Linked DNA regions of Mus musculus: region 1 is linked to region 2. Evidence: chromatin contacts called from ENCODE Hi-C or POLR2A ChIA-PET data. All regions are on one chromosome and are shown on one strand. Each heading gives the region's core, a stretch centred on a gene start or an enhancer-like site at or near the end of the contact. The rest is flanking DNA. Distances are from core to core; before and after follow the strand shown.

Region 1 (6,635 bases), core at 3-2,502, 180 kb before region 2:
TCTGTGAAATGTACTCGGGTCTAGTTCTTCAGGAGTTTCCCTCCACAAACTCCGTTTTTCCCCCCTCTTCCCTGCCACACTTCTGCCCGCCTTTCCTCTCATCCTTTAGCCCGCATCCGTATACAACCTTCAAGATACGATTACAGCCAGAACTCCCCCTCGTAGATCCTTTGCCCTCTTCCTCACAGCTGCCCCCGGGAATGCACAAACTGCACCCTTCCCAAGAGTCCTGTTTGAAAACGTCTGGGACCCTTTGGTTCCGCCCCAGGTACTTTCCTAATCAGTAAACACCCGTCTCCACCAGCAGCTTCCTGCCTTTCATATGAGTATTCCGGGGTACCCTTTCTGTTCCTCAGGGCTGTCTCACCTTTTCTCCGAGAAAAAAGATCCGTACTTCCAAGCGCCGAGGACGGAGAAGCCCCAAGAGAGGTGCTGGATCCTCTGGCTGCACGGGCAGCGGCCGCGCAGCCGCAATTACAATCTATCTAAAATTCCCGCGCTCTCCGTCGCCAAGGAAACCGGCCGCTTGGCGCCTAGCGCTAGCCTTTCGGAACACAAGATCCAGACACGTCAGCGGAAGGGAAGGGAGGAGCGAGTTGGGGGGGGGGGGTGCTGAAACTGTTTCTGGGTTTGCGATTGGCTACCTAGTCTTTTTTTTTCCTGTATGTCGTCACTAGAAAGAGACGGAAGAGAAAGAATTTCGAGGTTTCTCTTAGGCAGCCCCTTCGCATCTACGCCTGCTTATTACGTCACAGTAGTTCTGTACAAAGGGTGGGAATCGCTCCCTGAGGCCGGAATATGAGCGCAAGGTAGTGCCCAAAGCAGTTGCAAAACGAGGTCTCATCCCTCCCTCAGCCTTCCTGCCATGGAAGTCTCCAGTTTCGGTAAATAAGAGACTTGTGTAAGAAGAACTACCAATTCCAGCATGCATTGCGGAACGAAAGGCCTTCTCCACAGCATCTCTTGGAAAGTGTAGTCTTACGGGAAAAGAGCTTCTCACACCGGAAGCAGGCACGAGTACCACAGGAACCCAGTCGGTACAGCGGAGACCTCCTCGCAGTTATGCGTCTTAGCTGCTATGAATCGCAGCGTTCTGTGTTCGTGTTTTGTGCACAGAAAATAGACTAAAAGGAGCTGTGGGTTCCAGGAAGACTACAATTCCCGTCCAGCCCCGCGATTCTCGGGTAACTAGTCCGCCAATGTCAGTGACCTGGGAAAAGCAGAGGGTGGCCAATCGGCTTGGGAAAGGGAAATCCAACCAGCTGACTTCTGCGCGCTAGTTCCGCCCCTCGGCCTGGGTGTTTGTTATTGTTATGCGGTTCAGAGAGCTTCTGTCCCTCCCTTGCCAACGCAGCACTGACCAATCGGTAGAGAGGTTATTTTGAGGGGCAGATAGAAAGAGCCAATCATCTTGTGGAAAACTCCGGGAAACATGGGACTAGGCCCGGTCTCTGTCCGCCATGTTAGATTCACCCCGCAGGGATAGCAGGCGAGCTGGCCGCGAACGGTCCTTGCACTGGCCACTGGCAAGCGCCCCCCGTGGGCGGAAAGCTGGTAAGGAAGCTACCACTGTTACCTAGAAGTAGGGGCACGCCGTTCTTAGAGTGCTCGGGGAAGTTCAAGGGGAAAATCTTGCAAAGAGGAGTGACTTTCCGTGTTCAGGGGCAGCCAGTCTTTTCAGTGACCAGATGAGGGAGTCGCTTGGGTTGTCATCGATAGTGGGGGGTGGATACTGCCTGAGGGAGACAGTTCATGGCTTAGAAGGGCCAGTTTCTGCTAAGAAAAGGTCTCGATCCCCCCCAGAACATAAAGAGGGCTTCGATGGTGGTGACACTCACTGTCCTGGGGACATGGAGTTCCGGGAAACCATTACTGGAAGACTGGGATTAAGTCTGCGACAAGAAAGGACATACATCTTCCTCATTCTGTCCCTTTCCTATTTTTAAGGCTCTATTGAAGGAAGATATCTTGAGCTAGGACCTTCCAAATTAGAAAGGCATCGTTTTTCCCGTTATGTCAAACACCCACCTTTCAGATGACACATTTTAAAACTCAGGTTGCTTGTGCCAGCTTCTGGTATAGAAAATGAAGTTCAGATTCCCAAATTGGCTTTATTAAAATTATTTGTCGGGGTTGAAAAATAATCACGTGAGGAAAAGCTGACTTAGCCACATGAACGTGAGTCAATAGGTATGAGTTTACAGTGCCATTTAGGAAAGTGCAGGCTTAGGCCCAGCTACCTGACTGCTGGAGGTAAACCTTCAGGTATAGATGTGGTTAACTGTACTTTTGATATTTTCACAAGTTCAAGATGATTGCTCTGGCTGAAAGAATTTTCACACGTAAGCCCTTTATGAAGACCTGTATATTGGCCAGCTAAACTAGAACCGCCTACTTCCTGTTTTCTCCCATGGGCAGAACAGCTGGTTGCTCCAAAGTATGGAAACTAATTCCCACTTGTGTAATTTCAGAACGGGGAAGAATAGTTTCCTTCCAGACAGAAAAGAGTGGAAGAGTATTTCTTGAAGTTGGAAAGTGTGTTTCACAATTTTTACATTTTGGTCACTTTGTTTTTCTGGTTTAAAGAAAAAACAAACAAACCAACCAACTTGAACGTGCTGGGGAGTTGCTGGGGAGTTGATGAGCCAGCGTCTGCCTAAATTTTACAGCTCCTAAGAAGGAAGAATTGCATTTCAGGTAAATGCATGCTGGTTGTCAGCAGGGTGGGTGCTAGAGATTAGCATTAGCTTGGCATCGAAGTCAATTCTAGATAAAGACAAGTGATGGGAAAAAATGAATAATTGAGTATATAAAATAGTCAGAATTAAGAATACAAGGTTCTTTTGTTTCAATTATTTATTTTGAAACCGTTGGTGTTTTTGTATGTCTGTAGGAGGGTGTTAGATTCCCCTGGAATTGGAATTACAGACAGTTGGAAGCTGCTGCACGGGTGCTGGGAATTGAACTGGGTTCTTTGGGGGGGTCGGGGGGGGGGGGAGGCTGAGCCATCTCTCCAGCCCTACAGGCTCTTAAAATGACAGTTGTATCCATAGTACAACACTCTGAAGGCAGAAGCAGGCAAATCTATAGCAATTGCCAGGCCAGCATGGGCTGCGGAGTGAGAGTATGTCTCCTTCAAAAATTAGTAAATAATAAACTAGAAGCTATCTTAGTGAAATAAAGAATTGTTTCTGTTGATAAGAATTTATACACTTTGTGGTGCTAGAAATGAACCCCACAGCTATGCACATAATTGACTGGTTCGGCCTTATTCCCAATCTCCTAGGCCATAATTTTATTAAATTCCTTTGGTAACACTGTTAAGGTCATCAAAATAGTATTGTTTTTATAGATTAAACAGTTGAAGCTCAGAGATAGTGTTTCTCACAGCTCTATGACTAGTCTGTGGTGGAACTGTGTCTGGAACCCTGAGTCTTCCCGCCCCATGGCCTCCCTTCCTGTGACATTGGAAAAGTCTAGGACTTAATCTTGTTTGCCTCTTGTGTGTGGAGCAGAATCTGGCCCTTTCTAGATGCAGATTTAAAAATGTGCTGAATATTTTAAGAGGTGACCTTTTTTTTTTTAATGCCAGTGAGTTTACTTGTAGCGTTAAACAACTTAAACTACCTTTTCCCCTAAAGTCACAGATCATCAGTAAGCAAAGTCCTTCATTAAAGTCAAACCGACTTTAATAATAGATAAGTGATTAAAGAATTACCAGCTTCTTAGGTGTGATAATGGTGGGTTTTACATTTTTTTTCTCATAAATATTTACGAATGAAAGGATGAATATTTTGTCAAGAGAGACATTGTCATGAGACAAGGGTGTAGCTCAGTGGTAGAGTGATTCCCTATCGTCTAGACATCTGTATTCCATTTGCAGCCCCCCACACACAACTGAAAGGAAGGAATACTGGATAACTAAATTAGCTCCCAGTTGGATATTGTGGAAGCTAGCTGATAGGTCCAAAAGGACTCAGCAAGTTCCTTTCTTTACTTTTATATACCTTTAAAATTCCCCATAAGTGATTGTAAGAGGTTCTGGTAGATTGTTGTTGTTGTTGCTGCTTTGTTTTGGTGTTGGTTTGTTTGCTTGCTTATTTTCTGGAGACTTAGTGTTCATTCTGTAACCCAGGCTATTCTTGACCTCCTTACCTAAAATTGGAAATTCCGTCTATTTGTACTCCCCAAGGCAGAGCCCTTGTCTGTGTTAATCCACCTTGCTGGATTACGCTACAGATGCTCAACTATCCAAGCACTGAAATAGGCAGTGAAAAATCTTAGAGACCTAAAACATGTGAAGGGGGTTTTTGTTGATGTGGATAAAATTTAAACTCGTTCAACAGCCGTTTACCCTCCCCACAGCCCACCTCTTTAATCCTAAAGATAGGATCTCATTGTTTCCTAGGCTGACCTAGAACTCTTGGACTTCCATTACCATCCTGCATCAACTTCTGAGTAACTGGGACTACAGGTGTGTGCCCAACTTGGCTTTTCTCTCTAACATAGAAGTTCTATATAAGTGGTAGCTATAACATAAGTGCAGATCTTTATAGCAGTATCTTGAGCATTAGTGTCTTTATTTTTGAGAAGGAAAAATCCTGTGTAACAGTGAGATTTGTAGAAAACACATTACTAGATAGTAATGTCATCATGGGGACATTGTCTGTCTTATTCACTATGATCTTCCAAGTCTAACTTATATATCAGAGCTGAAGCCTCCGGGTGGGTTTTTAATCCCTTCCTCTTCCTTTCATCTACCTGTCCTCTCAGCTCCAGCCAGACAGCATGGAACCACAGGTTACTCTAAATGTGACTTTTAAAAATGAAACTCAAAGCTTTCTGGTTTCGGATCCAGAAAATACAACCTGGGCTGATGTTGAAGCTATGGTAAGTACCGCTTTGTTCTGTTTCTCAGTGGGTTATACACAGATATTTTTCAAAATGTAGCTATTTTGAGCAGTTTATTTTATCCATTTCTGGACCTTTTGGAAAATCATTTTTTACAGGGATTTGGTATTAGTAGAGAATATGTACAAGGAAAAAGGAAGAAACAATTATGTTCCTTTAAACATCTTTAAAATTACATATATTAATTTTTTTGAGAGAGAGCAAAAATCTGGGACAATTTTGGGAGTTGGTTCTCTCTTGTATGAGGTAAAATGATATTTTCAGTGAATTAGGGTTTAGAGACATTCTGGGGATAAGTTAGGCTGTCCTTCCCTGCAGCCAGGCCGTAGTGGGTGTTGTCTGACTGGAGAGCAGGCGCACTGCTGTGTTTGTTACCTGACGAGGATGGGATTTGTGTTTTGCAAGACCGGTCAGTTGCTTTATCGCTGGGTCAAAGGTTGGATGTCTCAGAGCTGGCAGAAAGCAGCGCAGCTCCCATGGGTGCCCATGCAGCAGCTCCTCTGCTCCGTGCTTTGGTTTAGTGTCTTTCATCTTGCTTTGCCCTTTGTACTCTTCTGGTTTGTGGGTTGCCATGGTCAATGTTTTCCTACTTGGGCATCTGTGTTTAATGTAACCATTTTTGGTTACAAATATTTCTTTACCTGGTTTATCTATGTGGGTAACTTCAGCAGGAAGGACATTTTAGAAAGGGGCCTTCCAGTGTGTTACAGTCGTTCCCTGTCTTCCAGCAGTTTCTCTCCATCCTGCCCTAGGCAGGTGGCTATTGAGGAAGCAGTGGGGTCCTGTTAAATGATCTGAGCACCAGATTTCTTTCTTTCTCTAGCAGCTGTTGGGTGAGTTGGCAGCTTGCCCTTTTTTTTTTTTTTTTATTGGAACTTGTTTTGTTTTGTTTTGTTTTGTTTCGCTTGAGTAGCCCTGGCTGTCCTGGAACTCACTCTGTAGACCAGGCTGGCCTAGAACTCAGAAATCCACCTGCCTCTGCCTCCCAAGTGCTGAGATTAAAGGTGTGCATCACCTTGCCTGGCTGGAATTTTTTTTTTTTCTTTTTTTAAGATTTATTTTATGTATGTGAGTACACTGTCGCTGTCTTCAGACACACCAGAAGAGGGCATCAGATTTCATTGAAAATGATTGTTAGCCACCATGTGGTTGCTGGGAATTGAACTCAGGACCTCTGGAAGAGCAGTCAGTGCTCTTAACCACTGAGCCATCTCTCCAGCCCGGAAATTTTTAAATTATATCCTACATGTGCAGTTCACGTCTTCTTTAAATAGCCAGAGAAAACAGCCCGAGGAACTTCCCACATTTCCATGTTCATGCGGTTATCTGGTAGGGTCATACAGTCTTCTACATCTTGCTTTTCTTGCCCAACAGTATATTGTAGCTGTGGTTCCTCGTCAGTAGACACAGCAATCTTAGTCTTTTACAGCTGAGTCCACGGTGTTCTTAGTATTGCTGGACGATGTGGATAGGACCATTACTTACTGATTTCCCCACCAAGGTTTTCTTTCTTTTCCCATTATAAAATAGACAGGACCTACATCTCAGTATGAGTAACTTATGTGTGGTTCTATAGAGTAGAGTCTATCCAAAGGTTGTGTGTGTGTGTGTGTGTGTGTGTGTGTGTGTGTGTGTGTGTGTGTGAGAGAGAGACAGATAGGGACTGGAGAGATGGCCCAGTGATTAAGAACACTGGCAGCTCTTCCAGAGGACCCTGTTGGATT
Region 2 (6,456 bases), core at 2,768-5,267:
CCCACATAAACCTTTATACCAGGTATGTCACATGCCGTAGTTTCTCAGAGGGACTTCAAATCTCTCCCTTCACTCTCACCGTCTTCCTTTTCCTTTAATGTCCTACATATGCCTATGAACTATATTGTTTGTTTTTATTAAGGCAGAGTCTCACTAAATACCCCTGGTTTACCCGGGCTGTCTTTGAACTCACAAAGATCCAGCAGCCTTAGCCTCCTGAATGCTGGGATTAAAGGCATTCACATGTGAGAAAAAACATGCAAACTCAACCAGTTTCTCGAGTCCACATCATAGTGTCTGGGTTTTGGGGGGTTTTTGTTTGTTGCCTGACATTTTAAACACAACCAAGATGGGACTAGGGGCTAATAAACAGAAGAGAAGGCCTGCTGAGGAGGAATGCTTTTTTTGCTTAATACTCCAAAGCCTGGGCAGATTTAGAGCCCAGAGCATCTGTTATTATTGATGGCAGGTTGATGGCCTAAGGACAGAGAGAATTTTAGGTCAGGAATGTTTTGTGCAAAATCGAGGCCGAGCCTGGCCATTGGAAGATAAGACAAACAAACAATGGATTTCAACAGGATAAATGGTTCTGGCTAGGATCTGCCGCTCCCTCTCTTGCTCCAGCTGCCCTCAGAAGACAGGGAACAGACCTGGTTCATGTTTTCCTGCCTTCCAATCACCTGCTTTCCTGTTTAGGCAGCAGACAGACTTGTGTTATAAACACAGCTCTGCAGAAAGCTCCCTTGGCCAAGTATGGCATTTAGAACATTCTGCTTCTCTTTTGATGTTTTCCACTGTCCTTTGGGTTCCCTCACGATCCTATCCAGACCCACCACAGTGCCTAGAAACAAAGTAGATGTTCAATACGAATCTGATAAATAGGTTGGGAAAAGAGTTTAAGGGAAAAACAGCTCAGTCCTGGGAGTCAGTCTCTCCCCGTGAGTTCCTAGACAGAAGGACTCAGGTCATTCTTGGACTTTAGGCTATCTCAAAGGCTCGCTAGTGGGGGTCAGGCCATTTTTTCTGAAGCTTCCTGCCTTAAAGACAATGACCGTTGGGTTATAGTCACACATTTGGAAGCTAAGTAATTCTGATTTTTGCCTTCTAGAACACGGGTGTTTCTCTCAGTGGCTCGGTTTCAGACCTGTAGAAAAAGCCAAAGGCCTTTCAGATCCCTCAAAACTGGAGTTACGGGGCTGGAGAGATGGTTCAGCAAGTAAGGGCACTGACTGCTCTTCCAGAGGTCCTGAGTTCAAATCCCAGCAACCACATGGTGGCTCACAACCATCTGTAATGGGATCCGATGCCCTCTTCTGGTGTGTTTGAAGGGAGCGATGGTGATGTACTCATATGCATAAAATAAATAAATAAATCTTAACAAAAGAAAACTGGAGTTACAGGCATTTGTGAGCCACCTTAGTGGGTGCTGGGAATCGAACCCATATCCTACAAGAGCAGCGAGTGCTCTTGAGCCGTCCTCTCTCTGGCCACAGGAATACCTGTTTGCTCTATTTATTATAATATAGTAAACACATTGCATTTATGGGTGTGGGTGTGTACATGTCATGGTGAGCGAAGGTCAGAGGAACAGCCTGCAGGGGTCAGCTCTTTTACACATGGGGGTCTGGGGATCTGAACCCACTTTGACCTACTGATCCGTTTTATTGGCCTGGAAATAATTTATTTTTTGAGGGGAGGTTGGGGTTTGAGACAGGGTTTCTCTGTGTAGCTCTGGCTGTCCTGAAACTCATTCTGTAGTCCAGGCTGGCCTTGACCTAAGAGATCCGCCTGCCTCTTCCTATTATTTTTAAAAAAGATTTATTATCTTTATTTTAGGTGTATGAGTCTTTTGCCTGCATGATGTCTGTGCACCATGTGAATGCAATGCCTATGGAGTCCAGAAAGGGTGTCAGATCTCCTGGAACTGAAGTTACAGTTGTGAGCTGTCATGTGGGTGCTGAAAATTGAACCCAGGTCCTCTGGAAGAGCAGTCAGCACCCCCAAATCACTGAGGCATCTCTTCAGCTCTTCCTTATCTGCTTTTTACATAGTTTGGGGGGGGGGTTTGAACCCAGTGCTCCCTGCATGCTAACCAAGCACTCTACCAAACAAGCTACAACCCCAGTACTCAAAAGAAGATAAAATGTAACACACTGTCCTGTAAGCCTCCCCCAGTTCGTGTGGCCGCGGGTGGCTACAGTGTCCTGTTCATGTTTACTCTTGAGACATACACACAGCAATTCTCAAACAATTCTGAAAGTTGTTACCATGACTACATGTTATGATTCTATAGCGTTTTTGTGTGGTTGTTAATAGGGTCTTTCTTGCTAGGTAGCTCAGGCTGGCCTCAAACTCACCATGTAGTTACTAAGGCTGACTTTCTGTCTCCTGAGAAGTGCTGGGATTTACCAGGCATGATTTACACCTGGGATATTAGTCTTTTCATTTAGCTTTAGCTGTCCCAGAACTCACTATGTTGACCAGGTTAGCCTAGGACTCACAGAGATCTGCCTGCCTCTAGCTCCCAAGTACTGGGATTAAAATCGAGTGCAGCCATGTCCAATTTAGAGTCTTTTCTGATAGAGCTTTAAAAAACAGCTCCCAATCTCTTTGTCCTTTCTTCTTGTTAAGTGTTAAAAGTGCAGCTGGATAGAAATATGAAGTTTTAGTAGCAAGGAGATGTAGAGAAAGAAGGGTCAAGTGGAATTAACTCCTGAAACCTAACTCCATACTGGCAGATAAGCAAGCAGCATCAAGGGCAGACTTTCTCATTCTGTTCACGGAGAAAGGAAGGAAGGAAGGAAGGAAGGAAGGAAGGAAGGAAGGAAGGAAGGAAGGAGTGAGTCCTGGAGAAATGGCTCATGGTTCTGAGCACTGGTCACTCTTCCAGAGGATCTGGGTTCAATTTCCAGCACTCACACCGAAGCTCACAACTATCTGTTACTCCAGTTCCAGGGGATCTGACATCCTTACACAGACATGAATGCAGGCAAAACCATGTATAGGAAATAAAAACAAGTAAGTTATAAGGAAGGGAAGGGCATCAGGAACTCAGATGGCAATGTACTAAATCCTTGGGAACCTGGAAACACGGAACTACTGTGATAGTCCTTTGCCTGCAATTTTGAGAGAGGTTCTCACTGTGTAACTTTGGCTGACTTCAGTCTCAGAGAACAGCTTGTTTCTGCCCTCCGAGTGCTTCAATTAAAGGAGAGCACCAGCCTGCCCAGCTTCCCTGCAACTCGTTATCACTGAAGTGTTCCCAATAATTCAAAGACACAGTAGTGCAACAGAGTCAGCCAACAGTAGCAGAGGGGGCTCATTTTCTGTCTTTTGACTGATGGGAGGGCTACTCACCTTAGAGGAAGTATTTTCTTGTTTTTTACACAGAATACTAAGACATGGGAAACCCTTCATCTTCATTGCAAGGTTCTGCCAAAGGGAAAAGTAAAAGTTGGGACACCTGAATTTATGACCTCAGGTTCACAACACAGCTGACATTTAGAGAAGCAGATTTTAAGAGGACTGAGGGTTTTGGCAACAGGAATGCTTGAGATAAGCTTTGCTGGACCACTCGCAGTTTGGGGGGGTTATAACAGCAACTAATATTTTCAGTGTGCCTACTGTGGCTCAGCCACTTTGCATATCTATTTCATTTAGACCGTATTATCCGAGTTTACAGATAAGCAGCCAGAATCTAGCGTCTGCTGGTGTAAGGTCACTTGAGATCACTTGCCATGAGGTCAGGAACTGAGCTGATCAAGGACAAGCCAACTTGCTTTTCCGAGGCGCTGTTCAGTCGCGCAGGCCACGGTCGCCCTCTGCTGACGGATCACAGAGGCGCGCTGAGATTGATCCTTAAAAAAACCTAAAGGCGGGTGGAGTCTTCCCCCCCGCTAGAGGCCGCCACTGAACGAACAGCGTAACTCAGTGCGTCTGGCCCGTCTGTGGGAACTTCCTGCCAGATCTCGCTGATCCTTACAAAGACGGTTAACTTTACTTGACGTCCCTGTAAACAAAAGAGACGAGCGCCGACCCGGAAGTGGAAGCTGTGGCTTCGCGTTCTGGCCGGCCGGAAGGAGACCAAAGGGAAGTTGTAGCCATGGCTGTAGCCGTGGCCGCCGCCGGGGTCCTAATGGGCTCGGAGCCCGGCCCGGCGGAAGAACTCGCTAAACTTGAGTACCTGTCTTTGGTGTCGAAGGTTTGCACGGAGCTGGACAATCACTTGGGCATCAACGACAAGGATCTGGGTGAGCTGGAGGAAGGTCCCGATGGCTTTTGATTTTGGGGGTGAGGGAGGCAGGAGAGAAGCGGTTGATGGTGTGTGTGTGTGTGTCTGTCTGTCTGTGTCTGTGTGTGTGTCATCGTGACTTGGGCTCCGGGAACCTGTGGCGGTGGCCTCTGCTTGAGAACCATCCGGTCCGAGCTATTAGAAACCATTTCTGTGAGCTGCCGGTGAAGGCTGGGGCAGCAATTTCTGCTCGATTGTTGTTTTTCAGTTCTGGGGGGCGAAATAGCTTTAACAATAGCAGCAGCAGCAGCCCCCGCGAAGATGATGGTTGTAATTACGGCCAGTAATTTTTAGAAGCTCACAAGATATTATGGGTAGCTCTTCATCTACATTATCTTGTTTGGTCTTCGCACAGTCAGGCAGTAGTCAGCATCTACTTCGAGCTTGTGCTTTGAGCCGTGCTCTTAAATTAGTTACATCTTCTTATCTCTCACATACTAGTCATTAGATGTTTAAGGGCAAACTGTGACTAGGGGACCCAGAGAGAAAATAAGAAAGGCTCGGGGCCCAGATCGTAATTATATGCATAGCCGGAGCCCTTGTGAAAATGAGAGGCCGAGTATGTGAATTAGAAGCATGAGGGGAACACTTCCGTTTGATAGGTACAGGGTTGGGTGGTGTTGGGCTTTTTCAGAATGTCCTCAAAAGTAAATGACAGCCAGGCAGGCGCCTAGGATCTCAGGCTTGGGATGTGAGGGCAGAATGATTAGTAATTCCAAAGTCACACGTAGATAATCTGAGGGTAGCTTGGGCATGGTATGTATCAGGGTATGACCCGTCACAAAAAACGACGACAAAGCCGGGCAGTGGTGGCGCACGCCTTTAATCCCAGCACTTGAGAGGCAGAGGCAGGCGGATTCCTGAGTTCTTTTATAATTTAATTATTATCTGAGTCCATTTATAATTCCTTTTTTTTTTTTTAACAGCTGAATTTGTCATCAGTCTTGCTGAGAAAAATACTACCTTTGATACTTTTAAGGCTTCTCTGGTCAAAAATGGTGCAGAATTCACAGTATGTATATCTGAAGATTCTTTGTTTCCTTTTTGTTTCTTTGGTGTTGCTACTGAATTTAAATTTTGATCGCACTAAAGGATTTTTAAGTAGGAAGGAGCGATTTGTGCATATCAAGTAAATAAGCCATCAAATGTGTAAAGTTGCGTTGCTGGCCAGGGAGCCAGATTCCTTCCCCACTGTCCTAGGAGAATGCCGCAGGACTTCCGGCAGTAAGTCTGAGGATGCTGACATTCTTTTGTTGTTGTTGTTGGTTTGTTTGTTTTTAATTTTTTATTAGATATTTTCTTCACTTACATTTTTTAAAGATTTATTTATCTTATTTATGTGAGTACACTGTAGCTGTCTTCAGACACTCACCATAAGAGGGCATCAGATCCCATTACAGATGGTTATGAGCCACCATGTGTTGTTGCTGGGAATTGAACTCGGGACCTCTGGAAGGGCATTTGGTGCTCTTAACCCCTGAGCCATCTCTCCAGCCCCTGATGTTGACATTCTTGTTCTGTGAATCAGGACGTCAGGGACAAGCCGGGCAGTTGTGGCCCACACCTTTAATCCCAGCACTTGGGAGGCAGAGGCAGGCAGATTTCTAAGTTTGAGGCCAGCTTGGTCTACAGAGTGAGTTCCAGGACAGCCAGGGCTACACAAGAGAAATCATGTCTCAAAAAACCAACAAACAAATGAAAAATGACGTCAGGAGCAATAATAGTCTAGGGTTTGGAGACAATTTTAAAAGATGGGAAGAAATGGTCTCTGGGTATCGTCCAAGCCAGTGGTCTGCAGCCTTCTAATGCTGCAACCTTTTAATACAGTTCCTCATGTTGTGGTGCCTCCCAACTATACATTTATGTTTTGTTACTTCCTCATAACTAATTTTGCTACTGTTATGACTCATAATGTAAATATCTGTGTTTTTTGATGGTCTTAGGTGACTCCTAAAAGGGTTGTGACCCACAGGCTGAGAACCTCTGGTCTAACTTAGCTTCCTGCTGTCCCAGGCTGACATTCTGTGCTTTCTTGTCTAGTCAGCACACATTGAGGGCATAAGCACACTTCCCTACAGCATATCCTATTGTAATATTGAGCCAGATCCAGAGGCTGACGTGCTATGTCTGTGCTTCTTTTCTTTGTAGGATTCTCTTATTAGCAA

What was found. A loop is a pair of places that touch in the nucleus more often than their neighbours do. ChIA-PET counts read pairs that join two places held with the same protein, here RNA polymerase II (POLR2A).
Region 1: POLR2A ChIA-PET joins it to region 2 with 16 read pairs in embryonic stem cell. The contact joins the promoter of Nbr1 here to the promoter of Dhx8 in region 2. A Hi-C loop is called at or near these places in 1 of 37 maps with a recorded cell type or tissue (v-Abl transformed pro-B cells). POLR2A ChIA-PET finds 5 or more read pairs at or near these places in 3 of 5 experiments (Patski and embryonic stem cell).

The regions. Positions count from the first base shown.
Region 1 is chr11:101,551,402-101,558,036 of GRCm38, forward strand. It overlaps Nbr1 (NBR1, autophagy cargo receptor), which reads left to right and starts at 1,253. Exons shown (of 24, transcript NM_008676.3): 1 at 1,253-1,554; 2 at 2,587-2,697; 3 at 4,409-4,474; 4 at 4,774-4,890. The coding sequence starts at 4,789. It overlaps Brca1 (breast cancer 1, early onset), which reads right to left and starts at 554. Exons shown (of 23, transcript NM_009764.3): 1 at 368-554.
Region 2 is chr11:101,728,939-101,735,394 of GRCm38, forward strand. It overlaps Dhx8 (DEAH (Asp-Glu-Ala-His) box polypeptide 8), which reads left to right and starts at 4,018. Exons shown (of 23, transcript NM_144831.2): 1 at 4,018-4,250; 2 at 5,218-5,303; 3 at 6,440-6,456. The coding sequence starts at 4,103.